Linked DNA regions of Homo sapiens: all the other regions are linked to region 3. The links are chromatin loops, found by intact Hi-C in ENCODE. Cell type or tissue: B cell. All regions are shown on one strand.

Region 1 (5,000 bases), 66 kb before region 3:
ATTACAGAGCAGTGGAAATGACGCTGGTATCGGTAGGGAAAGCTATGCTCTCAGAATAATGTGTCCCTTATACTGGATTTTACCCACTAACATTTTCATTTAAAAAAAAAAAGATAAAAGTTGAGAATGTGTTCAAAAGCAATTTACCAGGGACTGGAGAGCTCAGGGAATTGGTAAGTGGGTACAGAACCTTTTGTCTGCAGGCCCCGAATTGAGCTGTTGACAACAGCTCTCGATACTGCGATTCTAGGGAAGGCAGCGCCCACTGCTTATGTTTAACCCCACAGTGCCGAATATGCCACTCTACACAGAGTTGCATAATGGCGTTGACAGTGATGATTAGAATGTTAATTGAAGCCAGTTTTCTGCACCTTTTAGCGCCATACCTTCCTTACAGCTTTGATAAATCTCTACATTTGAGACTATAGGAACCACTTGGCTCCTGCCTGCCAGTAAGTGTAAAATAGTTTAAAAGTAAGCTTTAATTTCCTCTTAACTCTATTCTGAGATTAACAACATCTTTCATGGCTGTCAGATCCTGGGGTCCAGGTCCACACCATGCTGAAGTCCGAGGGGAGTGGGTGGATGAGCAGAAAGAACCCTCGGGGGGCCACAGGCGGGTGAATATGGTTTTATTCAGCAGCAGCTCTCATCAACAGCTTTCTTAAACTACCTCTCTCCTGAGCAGCTTTTCTTACGCTGTCCGCTCTGTCTCAGCTGCTTGAATTGGCCACCCCCACGCAAGGTTGCGAGGCCAGTTCTCCCTTGCCTTCAGGGTCAACAGCTTAACTTTCTCTCTTTGAGCACAAACAAGCCTGAGCTGTGTTTTGGCCCCCTCCTGTCTGTCTGCAAGAAGGACAGCTTTGGCTCTCTCTTTCTCTGGACGCCAGCGTGCCCACCATGTCAAGCCGTGTTGAGCCGAGCCGAGCCCCCCAAGAGCTAAGCCCCGTGCACAGAGTCAGCAGGACAGTTATACCTTTTACAGACAATAGTGGCTCCAAGCCAAGCATGAACTTACACGAACAGGCTATATAATAAGTGGAGGTGTGTGCCTGCGCACCAAACTTGCTGACTCATACTCGCCTGGATATCCGCCTCGGCCTTTTCCTTAACCAAAGCACATCCATGTATCTTACAATGGCTCATGCTATATGTTCTGGCACTTTCTTTTTACTGAACATGAAGAAGGTAAGTGAAGAGGAACATAGAAGAAAAAAAAAGATTTACCGTGACATATGTTTAAGACCTCATACAAGGTCTGGGTGTGTGGTGGCTCATACCTGTAATCCCAGCACTTTGGGAGACCAAGGCAGGAGGACTGCTTGAGCCGAGGGGTTCAAGACCAGCCTGGGCAACAAAGTGAGACCTCAATCTCTACAAAAAATAAAACTTAGCTAGGTGTGGTGATGCACACCTATGATCCCAACTACATGGGAGGATGAGGCAGGAGGATTACTTGAGCCCAGGAGGTCGAGGCTATAGTTAGCCATATTCATGCCACTGTACTCCAGCTTGGGTGACACAGCAAGATCCTGTCTTTAAAAAAAAGAAAAAGAAAAAGACTTCATACATTGTAGGGAGAAACCCTGCATTTTGAGTTTTTAATGAGTTTTTAAAATATTCTGTAAGCATGATGTCACATCATTTTAATGATCCCATAGACCATATCCTTGATAAAAACAGCCAGACAATTCGACAGGATCTATCTATGAGGAAACCGAAAAATGATATCAATATTAACTTATGGAAATAATAAAACTTCAAAAAGGCTACAGATAAAAAAGCCTTGAGTATAGCAAGAACATCCATCAAAACCAAAATCCTTCACTCACTTCCAAAGAACTCTGATACCTGATGAAATGACCCAGGTGTGTGTATCTCTCTGTGTATGAGTGTGTGTGTGTTTGTGCACGCACACATACACACACACACGTTGAGAAGAGATTAGGATTTATATTATCTGCTTTATCTCTCACAAATTTCAAATCTCTTTTAAAAAGTTATTCCAAAATTTTTTTCTTTAGCTATGGGCCCTAAAGCTTTAGAGTATGTATTTACCACCAAATTTTCATGTGATCCAGGCTTTACTAAACTATGTCGTACCCTGGTTTGTTTCCCTCTCATCACTCAGACGACATAGAGAAGCCCACGGAGAAAGTTTTTGCCCTAGGCTATAGGAAACATATTGCAAAAACCCTCCATCTCATCCTGGTCCAGAAAAATGACTGAAACATAAAAACATTCCCCCCTCAAAGCCCAGCCACTAGGGATTATTTTAATTTTTTTTACTAAGACAAAGCAGCATATTAGAATCTATTGTACAACAAGGAGTAGGTCCCATCTCCCTCCTTTCTGCTGCCAAACCTGTTCCTCATTTAAACTAACCAAGCAACTGTACACCCAACAGTGCCAGATCGGGGATTAAACACCACTTGAAGGAGTCTTCCCAGAGAAATCTTCATTGCTGTTTTATTGCCCACGTTTATTCCCATATATCCTTTGTCCTGCCAATCATGGCTAATTTTTCAGTCAGTACAAGCTTCTGCCAGTCTTGTAGTTTCTGTCCAGTGCTCTCTCTTGCTCTCACTTCCTCATTTCTATACTTCACCTACATCACCCTAATCAGTTTTTTCATAGCATTGTATCTGATCTTAATTGAGAGACTCAAGAGGAATACAACTCTAACAATCTTGTTTTCACTAAATTAAGCAAGATTGAAGGATGTATTGGTTTAAATCCTGATTCAGGAAAGAGAATGTTGAAAGTAATGCAGCAATAAAGAAGGGAGATACCATTCTCTTCATAAGAAGTCAAAGCATTTCCCTGGATAAGGTAGCCTCAGCAGATGCTTGATAAGGATTGTTGGTAGAAAATGGATCATCACCATCTGAAGTGAAATACATCTTAGTATAATTAATTTTTCATTTAAAAAGATACTCAATTTTGCTGAACTCTGAAGCCAAAAGAAATATGATTTTGTGGGAGGATCTCCCCAACAGCTCAGCAAAGAGGGCCAAATCCACTAGCTCCACTCAGAGCCTCTGCTGATGAGCTTAAGTCACAAGAAACCACTGCCCCATATCCTTGTGTCTTTTGAAACAGAAATCATGCATTCAAAAAGAAGTCTTCCAGGTTCCATTTCTTAGTGACATCCTGTCTAGATGTACTCCAGTCTGCTTTGGTGGTATAGGTTTTCATCATTTTGTCCCCAAAGGAATCTCCATTTGGCAATACATTCTGTTCTGATAGAAAAATAATGTTTTAATTATCTGTACAATTTAGTAGCAGCCAAGGACAGATATACTACTTCCTCCCAGATAACAAGCCAAACATTCCACCTTTCAAACATAAACATTTTGTTGTGCATAGGGGAAAGTCTGGAGGGAAGCGAATCCTTTTCCATTTCTGTTTCAAAGGCTCTTCTTTCTCAGAATAGCCCTTGGGGCCACATTTTTTTTTTCTGGTTTAATATTAAATAAAGAGCCAAGAAAATGTGCAGATACAAGTTAAACTAGATACTTTAGAGACCTTACCAGTGGGGACTACATAGGACCCAAGATAGGAACTTACCGTTTGGGACCACCACATACAACAAACCTTTCGTTGATGCACAAACTTCCCAACATACAGTTCTCTGGGTGGGAGCATCAAAATGCAGAAGAGCTTGGAACCAGATCAACCAGGATTCTAATGTCAGTCCTACCACTTGCTCACCACGTGACTTTGGCCACCTGGTTAACACTCCTCAATTTCCTCTAGTGATATGTAAATAATATTATCTCTGCTATGAGGTTATTGTGAGGATTACAAATAATGTAAATAAGATACATATCACAGTTCTGGCTTGCAAGAGGCCCTCAATAAACGGCAGCTATTAACATTGCAATGTAGAAAGCACAAAGTCCAAGAGAATTTCAACATCGAACATTTTGCTGAAATAGATATATATGCTTTCCAAATTCAGTATTTAAGACTCTAAAATTAAGCTGGGATTGCACATGGTGATCACTCAGTTTACTAACAAATTACCTTTTTATATCTTGCTAGCGTACTGTATTATGGTTTGCAAAGCCAGAAATTTTTTTTTTCTCTCTCCTCATTTTGGGAACTTACCAATTAAGCTCTTTTTTTAAAATCCAGAATTTTAAGGGCTGAACATTTTAATGTAAATAATTTAACAGAACCAATACCCTCCTTCCCCTCCATTGCCACCAACACAGACTGGCTGGTGGCATAGCCAAGGATTGTCAGGCAAATCCAAGGCAGAGGATGGCAGGGGTACTTTTCTGGTTCTCTGAGACTCCATTTTATTATAGTCCCCACATTCTGGCATTAGGTTTGTGGGGTTTATCATACTTTTCCCATGGTTGAGGTTGCCTGGGTCTTCACCATCACATTTCACATGAAGTCAAGGTGCTATAATCTCTAATTATGCATCAACATCCTTTTAATGACATTCATTAGCATTAAGTGATAAGGTAGGCTTTTCATGAATAAAAACAAGGATTTTGCTATTTCTCACTATAAATTTTACAGCCCCTCTCCCTCTTTCTCTTTTCCTTTCACACATGCACAGTAGATCTGAAAGGTGCCACAGTCCTTTATTTTATTTATGTAAATGACACTCTCCTCTCCTATCACTGGATCACCTCTGTTTCTATTTGCATGTTTCCTAACAATGGCCCTAAAGTATTTTTTAATTGGATTTTCCAAGAAGGTGATAATAGGTTTGAATAAAAGTTTAATGAATACACTTAATCCAGAGGAGACACTGGGATATAATTATTAAATTCTACCTTTTGTATATACCCTTGGTTCCACCTGGGGAGTATAGTACAACAGTACCCACTAGCTGGTAGCTTATCCATCAGATGGTGAGAATGGTAATACAAAAGAAAACCTGATCAATAAAAACTACAGAGAGAGAAAATGAGAGATTTGCTATAAAAGGAGTAGAGGGAAAGCATCAAAAAGCAGTCCTCACTCTCTGCCACCTGTGC
Region 2 (5,000 bases), 110 kb after region 3:
CTATAGCCATGGCCTAGTTACTCAGCCTCTGGGCAGCTCCATTTCCTCTGTTGTAAACTGTGGATTATAACAAATTATCTCAGAGGGTCCTTGTGAGGATTAAATGAGTTAATATGTGAACAGCAAGTATAGTACTCAAAACAGTGCCTGGTGCATAGTAAATGTTAGCTCTCATAATTATGAACAGTTTTCTATTAACCTAAATAATTCCCATTTCTAGTTCCTTTTTCCAACATGGCACTGGGTGATCAAACAATGCCTACTTGACCCTGAGCAAAAATGTTTTTTTCTGCATGCTGCATGCAGGTATATTTGAAAAACATTAAGAATATGAGCCTAAATTGATATTTTTTAAATTATTTAGGGATGAACAAGAACAAAAGGGAGGACAAAAAGGCTAGAAAAATTGCTACTACATTTTCCAGAAATGGAGAATCAATAAACTCTGAGCTGGGTATTTTAAGAAAGGAAACAATAGGTTTCCACAAGATGTTTCTTAGAAATCCAAATGAGCCTAGAAATTTCCAGTGGTTTAATTGTGGGGCCAAAATAGTTCTATACTAGTGACTGAATATAAAAGGGTTGATTAAAATGCTTTTTTAGTAGTTCGTATCCTTGAAAGTAAAGTCTCTGCTACAACCTGTGCCAATAAGAGCCAGTAAACAGCTAATTACATTATAACATGGGTTTTTTAATTGTTAATTATAATAAAAGAAGCAACAACCCAACAATAATTTGCCAGTCCGTACATCTGTGAAGTTTAAATGGGAAAATTGCCTCTTGTCTCAGCAAGGATGTAATTGATTCTTGGGCACTTAACGATATAATACTAGTTTCTGCCTGTTCTTCTTTCTTCCTTCAAAGAGCTGACACCATTATGTCACTGATATAAATGGAATCTTGAAGGTACATCAAAAATTCTGTCTTTTTAGGAAAAAAAAAAAAAGCCATTGTGGCTCTTTAGTGTGGAGCAGGTGCGTAGTCAAGAAGGATTGATCCCTGGGTCAAGGTCAGAGTTCAGCTCCAGATGGAGTTTTTCACCCTTTTCTATGGGGTGGATGGAGCATATCTTGTCATGTTAGCAACAGTCATTGTGAACCTTCTAAAATGTTTTAAAGTAACATTTTAGGACTGTCAAATGAGAGAGTAAAAAGGCCTTGTCAGAGGCTATCTGTTCTCATGTCAACCGAAGCTAACTGGAAAAGAACTCTGGGTTCTTGAAACTGAATTTGATTAGTGGAGATGGACCAGAAAAGTGTGCATCAAAAAGGACTTGCAAAATATTAGCCTCACTACCCATTCTCAAACTCAAACAGCCCCTTATATTTCATTTTTTCAGTTTGACATTAAGTACCCAAGGAGCAGAAAAGGAATAAATGTAAAGAGTCCACATCAAAGTGCTGTCTATATTTCCATTCCAGCCAGTACATTGTTTTAATTGCCATTTAAAAATGTTCATTGTTAACCGACAGCCATTCTTGGTAGTGGATATACTTTAATTCTTTATAATAAACCATACATATATATTTTTAAAGCTTAACAGACATCTTGTCAGTGTGATCACTTTTTCTTCATCCTGATGCCCAGGTTATTCCAAATACAATATTTTGTCCTGATACGATGATTATACTTAAAAAAAAAAAAAAAAAAAAAAAGCTAAGCCTCATTGGTCCCCACATCAAAACTAAGTGTACACCAAATGATTATAAACATATCTGTTAATTTTAAACTTCCTCCATTTATTAAATCGATATATATAACCCTCTACCTGAATAATTGGATTGACCACATGGCAAGTGTTTTTAGCTGAAGTATACCCTTCCAAACAAGTCAGAAGGAGCACAACAGACTGTTCTCCCTGGCAAATGCCCTGAGGGGAAAATGGATCACATAGAATCATATTTTGCCTCCCTCTAATAAAAACAACAAACAGTATTCAGCACTGATTATAGAACTCATGCTATTAAGTACTGTGTGGTTGCCAATTCATTAAATTCACAAGGACCCTAGGTTGGTGCTATTATTATCATCCCTATTTTACAGACCAGGAAATTGGGACACAGATAACGTAGGCCTAGTTTCATATAGCTAATAAGTGGCAAAGCTAAAATTAAAACCCAGCACCTGTGTTTTTAACCACCTCACTCCTCTCCCTGTTGGCAGCATCTGTATTCTTTCTTGCTTTTGTTTTGAGATTTTTGATTCTTGGGAAGATAACTTTTTATTGTGAAAAATATCAAACTTTAAAAGGTTTCAGGCCGGGCACAGTGGCTCAAGCCTGTAATCCCAACACTTTGGGAGGCCGAGGCAGATGGATCACCCAGCACTTGGGGAGGCAGAGGCAGGTGGATCATGAGGTCAGGGGATTGAGACCCAGCACTTGGGGAGGCGGAGGCAGGTGGATCATGAGGTCAGGAGATTGAGACCATCCTGGCTAACACAGTGAAACCCCGTCTCTACTAAAAATACAAAAAATTAGCCGGGTGTGGTGGTGGGCGCCTGTAGTCCCAGCTACTCCCCAGCTACTCAGGAGGCTGAGGCAGGAGAATGGCGTGAACCCGGGAGGCGGAACTTGCAATGAGCTGAGATCGTGCTACTGCACTCCAGCCTGGGTGACAGAGTGAGACTCTGTCTCAAAAAAAAAAAAAGGTTTCAAGTATAATGTCCTTTTTTTCTTGAATTTTTCACAGTAAGTTGTTCACTTGATCCTTCATCACTTTCAAATACACTAACATCTAATTATGACAAACCAGAATCCTACGTAACCACAATGCAACCACCAGAATCATTCAGGTTTCACATGTTCACTCAGCCCTTTAAATCAAAAGGCTGAAATTCAAAATCATGTGTTACATTTACTGGTGTCCCTTTAGTCCCCTTTAATCTGGAACAGTTCCTAAATCTTTCATTAACTTTCATGACCTTGATATTTTTAAGGATTACAGGTCAGATACTTTGTAGAGATCCCTTATTCTGGGTGTTTCTGATACTTCCTCATGATTACATTCAGACTGTACATTGCTGACAGGAAAAACAGAAGCAGTGCTGCATTCTTCTTGTCACATGCCATCAGTTGGCACGTGATTTGGACTTGTCCTGTTACTAGTGACCTGCATTTTGATCACTTAATTAAGATGGTGTCAACCAGGTTTCTCTGCTGTAAAGTTACTCTTTCTACCCCCCATAATTAATAAGTATTTTGTAGAAAGGAACTTTGAAGCTATATAAATATCTCAGTCCTCATCAACTTTCAAGTCATTCATTTATTCATTTGTATCAGCATGGACTCATGCTTTTCCATTTTATTAAATGGACTTTCATTTGTAACTACCATTATTTATTTTGATGTTCAAATTGTCTTTAATTTGGCCACTAGGAGCCCCTTTAATCCATCTGCTCCGCCCTTAACATGTTCTCATCATTTTAAAGCCTTTTTATTGTTAATTGGTGCAATGAGATGTTTTGGGCTCATCTTGTACCTTACTTGCTCCAGACCTTGGAATCAACCATTTTGTTGAGGATCCCTGGTTCCTTTACATGAAGAATTGTATTTAGAAGCCAAGATATGGTGCTAGGTGTGCTCACTGCTGCTTCATGAATGACCCTTTTGGTGAAAAGAATTAGGAACTCTGTGTGTGTGTGTGTGTGTGTGTGTGTGTGTGTGTGTGTGTACACGCGCGTGTGTACACGTGTGTGTGTGTGTACGTGTGTGTGAGGGTAAGTAGAGATTTACATATATGTTCATTTCTACATGTATATTTGTGTGTGTGTTCTAATACCTTCAATTCCAGTTCAATACCACAGGGTTCATTCTAGTCTCTTCCTTTCCATATTTTTAACTCCCTTCTCTGGCAGTGAAAAACCTAATAGCCTGTGTTCTTAACCATTCTACTATATTGCGTGCCACTAGGAGGCTCAAGGAAAAAGTCGATGACTTCAGGGACTGGGTCATGGATCTCCTCTCCAATATGTCTATGACCTTAAACAAGTCTTGAACTACTCTGGATTTGCCATTTTTCATCTGTAAATAGCTGTGACAATAATACCTGTTTCAGAAGGCTGTATAGGGAAGAGCACAGGGCCAGGGCCACACTGGCTCTGATACTCACTGGCTGTGTGATCTTGAACAGTGACACAACTGCTCTGAGCCTTGTTTCCTTTTTTTAAATAATGTCAACTTTTATTTTAGATTCAGGGTTACACATGCAGGTCTGTTACATGAGTATAGGTGAAGTTTGGGGTATGAATGATCCCATCATCCAAGTTATGAGCATAGGACCCAATAGGTAGCTTTTAAGCCCTTTCTTCCCTCCTCCCTCCCTCCTCTAGTAGTTTCCAGTGTCTATTGTTCCCATCTTTATGTCTATGTGTACCCAGTGTTTAGCTCCCACTTATAAGCAAGAAGATGTATTTGGTTTTCTGTTCCTATGTTAACTCGCTAAGGATGATGGCCTCCAGCTGCATCCATGTTGCTGCAAAAGATGTGATTTCATTCTTTTTATGGCTGCATAATATTCTATAGTGTATATGTACCACATTTTCTTTATCCAATCCACCGTTGATGGGCACCTGGGTTGATTCCATGTCTTTGCTCTTGTGAATAGTGCTGCGATGAACACAAAAGTGAATGTGTCTTTTTGGTAGAACAATTTATTTTCCTTTGGATACATACCTAGTAACAGGATTGCTGGGATAACCATTTGGTAGTTCTGTCTTAAGTTCTTTGAGAAATCTCCAAACTGCTGTCCACAGTGACTGAACTAATTTACATTCCCATCTACAGTGTATGAGTTCCCTTTTCTCTGCACCCTTGCCAGCATCTGTTTTGTTTTTGTTTTTGTTTGTCTTTTTAATCATAGCCATTCTGACTGGCATGAGATAATATCATATTGTGGTTTTGATTTGCGTTTTCTGATTAGTGATGTTCAGCATTTTTTCATATGTTTATTGTCCACTTGAATGTCTTCTCTTGAAAAGTTTCTGTTCATGCCTTTTGTCCA
Region 3 (5,000 bases):
TGGATTATCAGATTTGCTTCTGCATTCAATCAGTTGTGATTATCACGCATTATGTAGCCTCTGGAAACCTCCATTGTATCCTCAGGATAGAATGAGAATGAACAAATCAAAGGATGTCTTAGTAACAGTCTGAAAATCATGTTAACTTCATGAGCTACCTGTAAGAGTCTCAGGGAGTCTCAGAGGTCAATAAGTCATACTTTGAGAACCGTCCCTACACGTAAGTTTATTTCTGTTTACTTTTTACCTTATTGTTTTGTTTTTAGCTTTTTAAACTTACTATGTCATAGGCCATGATATTGTTCTCTTTCATTAAAATGAGATTCATACATGTTAAATAACAATTACCTAGATTATTTGGTCTTATTTTTCCTAATGTTTCTCTTAATTTACACCCACATATTGTATTATACAACAAGAAAGAGGAAATGAGAAGGAACTCAGTGAAGATTTGTGTAGACTGCCTTCTTCCTAAAGGTTTTTAAGACAAACTTCCTATACATTATGTCTTATTTGATTTAGTGCTGCTTCCAGCAGGAAGATGTACTCTGTGATGGCTCATGGTTTTAGCTTCTTCTCTCCCTCATGTGAATCTCTGTCTCCAAAGACATGAAAAGATGCCCTACCACTGTTCTGAGATGAACTCAAATAAATAAAATTCAGCTCTATTCACCAGGGTCTCTAGAGGCTTATAAATGAAGATCAGGATAAAGGAAATTTGGGGATGTGGTTTGCTTTCCTTGCCAGGGGAGCATTTGAAATCTCAAGAGCTAAGTAAGGCCAAAATGCTCAAGCGGAGGCATGAGTTGATGTATCAGATTCACTCATAAATGGGGATAATGATAGCTTCTATTTCATGGCACCAGAATCTATAAAAGTACTCACCAAATAGCTGTTGTTGAATGAATAGTGTTGTAAAGATTAAATTAGTTTTCATGCATTAGTTTTTACAAAATGTTTGTGGCTCATAATGAGCACTATATGCATGTTAGGTTTTGTTTCAGTTATTTTGTTGTGTTTTTTCTGAGTGCTGGAATTAGGACTCATAATTATATCTCGCAGTTCAAGCTTCTTATCTATAATGGGATTATTTTATTCTATGAACTAAAACATAAAATGCTAAAAGGAGGTAAGTTGACAGAGGCAAATCCTGAATCACATTATGGCAATTTTTCAATGAATTCAGTTAGAGTAGCCACCAATATGACACTGGTTAAATCAGAAACTCCCATCTTGACAGAACAGTGAGAAGCCAGATCCAACCCTTATCAGTTGTCTGATTTTGTCTCCTTTTTCTTCATGTTGCAAAAACTATTTGAATAGTGTTTTTGGTTTTTGTTTGTTTGTTTGTTTGTTTTGTTTTGTTTTGTTTTTCAGATTTCTGATGGACTTGAGATAATGCATGCACACTTTTCCATTTGGTCAAGGTTTTTCCTTACTAACTGTATTAGTCTGTTTTCACGCTGCTGATAAAGACATACCCAACACTGGGTAATTTATAATAAAGGAAAAGAGGTTTAATGGACTCACAGCTCTGCGTGGCTAGGGAGGCCTCACAATCATGGCAGAAGGCAAAAGGCAAGTCTTACACTGTGGCAAGCAGGAGAGAGAATGATAGCCAAGCGAAAGGGGTTTCCCTTTATAAAACCATCAGTTCTCGTGAGACTTATTCACTACCAGGAGAACAGTATGGGGGAAACAGCCCCCATGATTCAATTATCTCTCACCGGGTCCCCCCCACAATATGTGGGAATCATGGGAGCTTCAATACAAGATGAGATTTGTGTGGGGACACAGCCAAACTCTCTCACTAACTTAGTAATTATCACTTGAATATTTTATTAGGCATGATAATTCATTTGCTTATAGCCACTTGTTAGCCACAGCCCTCTAAACTCAAAGCCAGGTATCCCTTCCCTTCCCTCAGTACAGTGCATGCTACAACGTCAATAGCTTCAACAAGCCAAACCTAAAACTGGATGGTAGGCTGCTTTCCCAGGGTTCTAATAACAGGTGGTGCACGGGTTAGACTCCAGGCAAGCACAACCCCAGTTTCCTCATTCTCATTCTTCCGTCCTAGAGTCATAGGAGTGGCTTCTGTTCTGCTCATCTGAAATTCAGAAACAAAATAGGGCACTCCTTTGATAGACTTTTTATTTGCTAAATTTACTGGAAATACAGCATCAGATACAGTGTCCAATCTTCCTAGTCTTCCATTTTTCAATTCTTCTCTTTTCGGTGTACATATCAATGACTTTATAAAATATGAATAAGTACTATATACATTTATATAAATGTAAAACATTTAACAAAATACTCGGTATCTAACTCTCTCCCTAGAAGCCAGTAATCATTGATGGGTTACTGAGTCCTTGGAATTGAAAACTATGACTTCTATTCTCTTCCCTTTGTTACAGTTCTTCTCAAGTTTTCTTGAGTAAAAATCCCTGCTCTCATGTGTTCAATTCACCTGGTATATAAAACCATCCAACAAAACAGTGTTGAATCCTTCCAAAATCCACTGGCAAATACTTTCATGGGATGACATTCCCTAAACAAAACTTCATAATGCCCTTGTTTTATCCACACCCCTAGAGAGGATTACATATCAAAGAATTAAAAATGTTTTAATAGAACTCAGGCCAAAATGCTTCAGATGAATTAAGAAATCCTCTGGGTCTCTTCCAAAAGCCAAAGTGAACTTGGACTTTTTCTCTCTCCAGTGTTTTTATAAAAACGTTTTAAAAGTTGAATTTGTGTTTTCTTAGCTATCTCAGTATTGCGGTTCTGATCATAAGATGTTGACTTCCTCCCAGAGGGGCATTTCCCACTCTGAAATTAGCTGCTGCATTTTTTGCTTGAGAGGCTTGACTGCGTCTCTACCCTCAAGCACCTTAGCTCACCCCGCTGTTGTTGGCACAGGGTAACTCACCCTCCTCATCTGCAGCTCTGTCTCCTCCCACATGGCACCGGCACTGTCCCTCTCATCTGTAAGATACACACATTCTCCTTTAGACTTATTTCCTTCTGTTTAGAGTTAATGCTCTTGATGGCTTCACATTTCCACTATTTCATATTGTTGGTCCTCTTAACTTATAAGTCATGAAGATCAATCAAAGTAAAGATAATAAACTCCTGACCTATCAGATAGTCTGATGCCTGGCACACAGTAAGTACTTAAGACATATTTGTCACACTTTTTTTTTTTTACTTTTGAGCTAGAAGGACAAAAATACCCAGGCATGAGTTAATGTATAGAAGGTGGCTTATTCTCCTTTGCCTTCTTCTAGGACTTTTTACTTGATCAGACCATATGAAATTGCTGCTATTTGATAGTTTAGACCTTATAGAAAAGGTAATTTTGTGTGATTCAGCTGTTTTCATGGTGCTAAGCAGCTTGATGTTCTGTTTGCAAAGAGTTCCCACCCTCACAGAGTTGTTCATAGGGTTATAGGGTGACCAACTACTACCGGGATAGAGGACTTTCAGTGCTAAAACGGGAAAAGATCACAGCAAACTTAGATTTGTTGATCACCCACTTATCACACTGCAGTCAAATTCTGCTTTCTGTACTTTCTTATTTCCTAAATGTGTAAAGGAAAAAATTTCCAAACTCATCATAATACTAGGTAAGATTTATTGAGGGCCTATCATGTACAGACAACTGAGTTAATTGGTTTAATCTTTCCAATAATGCTGAATTCTTCTAATAATTCTTAATTCCAACAATAATTCTTACCTCCATTTTGCTGGCCGCTAAAAGGAGGCACAGAAAAGCAAAGTAACCTGACTGAGGTCACAGAGCCTATAATGGTGGAGCAAAAAGCTGAACACAGGAATCTGAGCCCAAAATAAGTCTAAAAGAGGGATATCCAGTTTTCTCTACATTGAGTAACTGTCATTCCTGCAAAGCCTGCCTATGGAAGTGGTTCCTGGAGGAAAAGACATGGAAATGATTTTCTCCATTTCTCTCTGGCTTTCAGTGTTCTTCCTTCTCCTCCAACTCCTACTCTCCAAAGATCTACTTTCAGTTACAGCCAATTAGCCTTGGCTGTATCACGATCCAGCCTAGCCTGGTGACAATGCCTCTCACCTTGTTCCAAGTGCACACTACCCAGTTCTTGACATCAAGTGCCATGCTCTGTCCTACTAATCCTGCCCCTTACCTCTACCTGGACCACTGCTTCCTGCAAAGCAGTCTTCTCTGTGGTCCTCATAGCCCTTTGGTTGTGCCCCACTGCTGAGGCACTGAGGGAAGAAGGGTTAAACATTGGGAGGGATGTGGACCTATTGCTAAGTCTTGAAGAGTCTTGAGTCTTGAATGTGGTGCTAAGCAGTTTGGCTTTCCTTCGGTAGACAGGAAGGAACCAACCAAGATTTACAAGCAATGGCATGAGCACATCTGTGTTTTAGAAAGATAAAATATAAGATGGACTGAAGCAGGGAATCTATAGGAATATCTTCATTGTATGAGACCTGACAAATTTTGACACAATGCCACTAAGCACATACTATGTGGCACAAAGACAACTAGTCAAGTAAGTGAAAAAACAAACTCAACCTAATGAAGTTCCTTCAACCTTGTGCTACTGTTATCTAATTTTTACTCTCCTGAACCATTAGAAAATTCTAATAATAAAAAACACAAGTTGTCAAGTTTTGTCACGTGTCAATAAAACACTTTAACCATATTAGAGGTACTGTGCTTCAATATGACTGATGTGTTCAGTTAAAATGCTGAAGTTTATGAATCTTACCGTAAAGCTTGAAGAAGAACAGTGGAGATACATTACATGCTATCTGTGAAAAATGGTAAAAATAAAAAGCTAAAATGAAAATATTGAATCTTTGAGAGAGAAATGCAGGCACCGAAATGTGCTATCATCTCATCACTATTCTCTATAGGCTTGTGGATTAGACAAGTCGTATATGTCTAAAACTGCATAGAGGGTGTTTCAGAACTAGAGATGTAAAAAACTTACTTTAAAATAAGAATAGAG

The links. A loop is a pair of places that touch in the nucleus more often than their neighbours do. Peaks named below come from ENCODE experiments on the same cell type or tissue, not always from the same donor. Only the 100,000 strongest peaks of a DNase experiment are listed, where the experiment ranks them.
Region 1: it touches region 3 in a loop (6-fold over the local background); 3 of 110 quality-filtered maps call a loop at or near these places.
Region 2: a loop joins it to region 3, with 2.2 times the contacts of the local background. A loop is called at or near these places in 2 of 110 quality-filtered maps.

What each region holds. Positions count from the first base shown.
Region 1 is chr3:143,593,220-143,598,219 of GRCh38, reverse strand. The region is part of intron 6 of SLC9A9 (solute carrier family 9 member A9); the gene reads left to right. LOC124906294 (a long non-coding RNA gene) reads right to left here. Exons shown (of 3, transcript XR_007096123.1): 3 at 2,952-3,242. Among named protein-coding and RNA genes, the nearest start is that of SLC9A9, 250 kb to the left of the region's middle. In B cell, no CTCF peak of the experiment used is centred here; a DNase peak (open chromatin) is centred at 2,569; H3K27ac peaks cover 293 bases.
Region 2 is chr3:143,421,920-143,426,919 of GRCh38, reverse strand. The region is part of intron 12 of SLC9A9 (solute carrier family 9 member A9); the gene reads left to right. Among named protein-coding and RNA genes, the nearest start is that of SLC9A9-AS1, 82 kb to the right of the region's middle. In B cell, no CTCF peak of the experiment used is centred here; DNase peaks (open chromatin) are centred at 2,799 and 2,919; H3K27ac peaks cover 402 bases.
Region 3 is chr3:143,527,012-143,532,011 of GRCh38, reverse strand. All of the region lies in intron 9 of SLC9A9 (solute carrier family 9 member A9), which reads left to right. Among named protein-coding and RNA genes, the nearest start is that of SLC9A9-AS1, 190 kb to the right of the region's middle. In B cell, no CTCF peak of the experiment used is centred here; DNase peaks (open chromatin) are centred at 1,981 and 2,881; H3K4me3 peaks cover 1,826 bases; H3K27ac peaks cover 4,995 bases.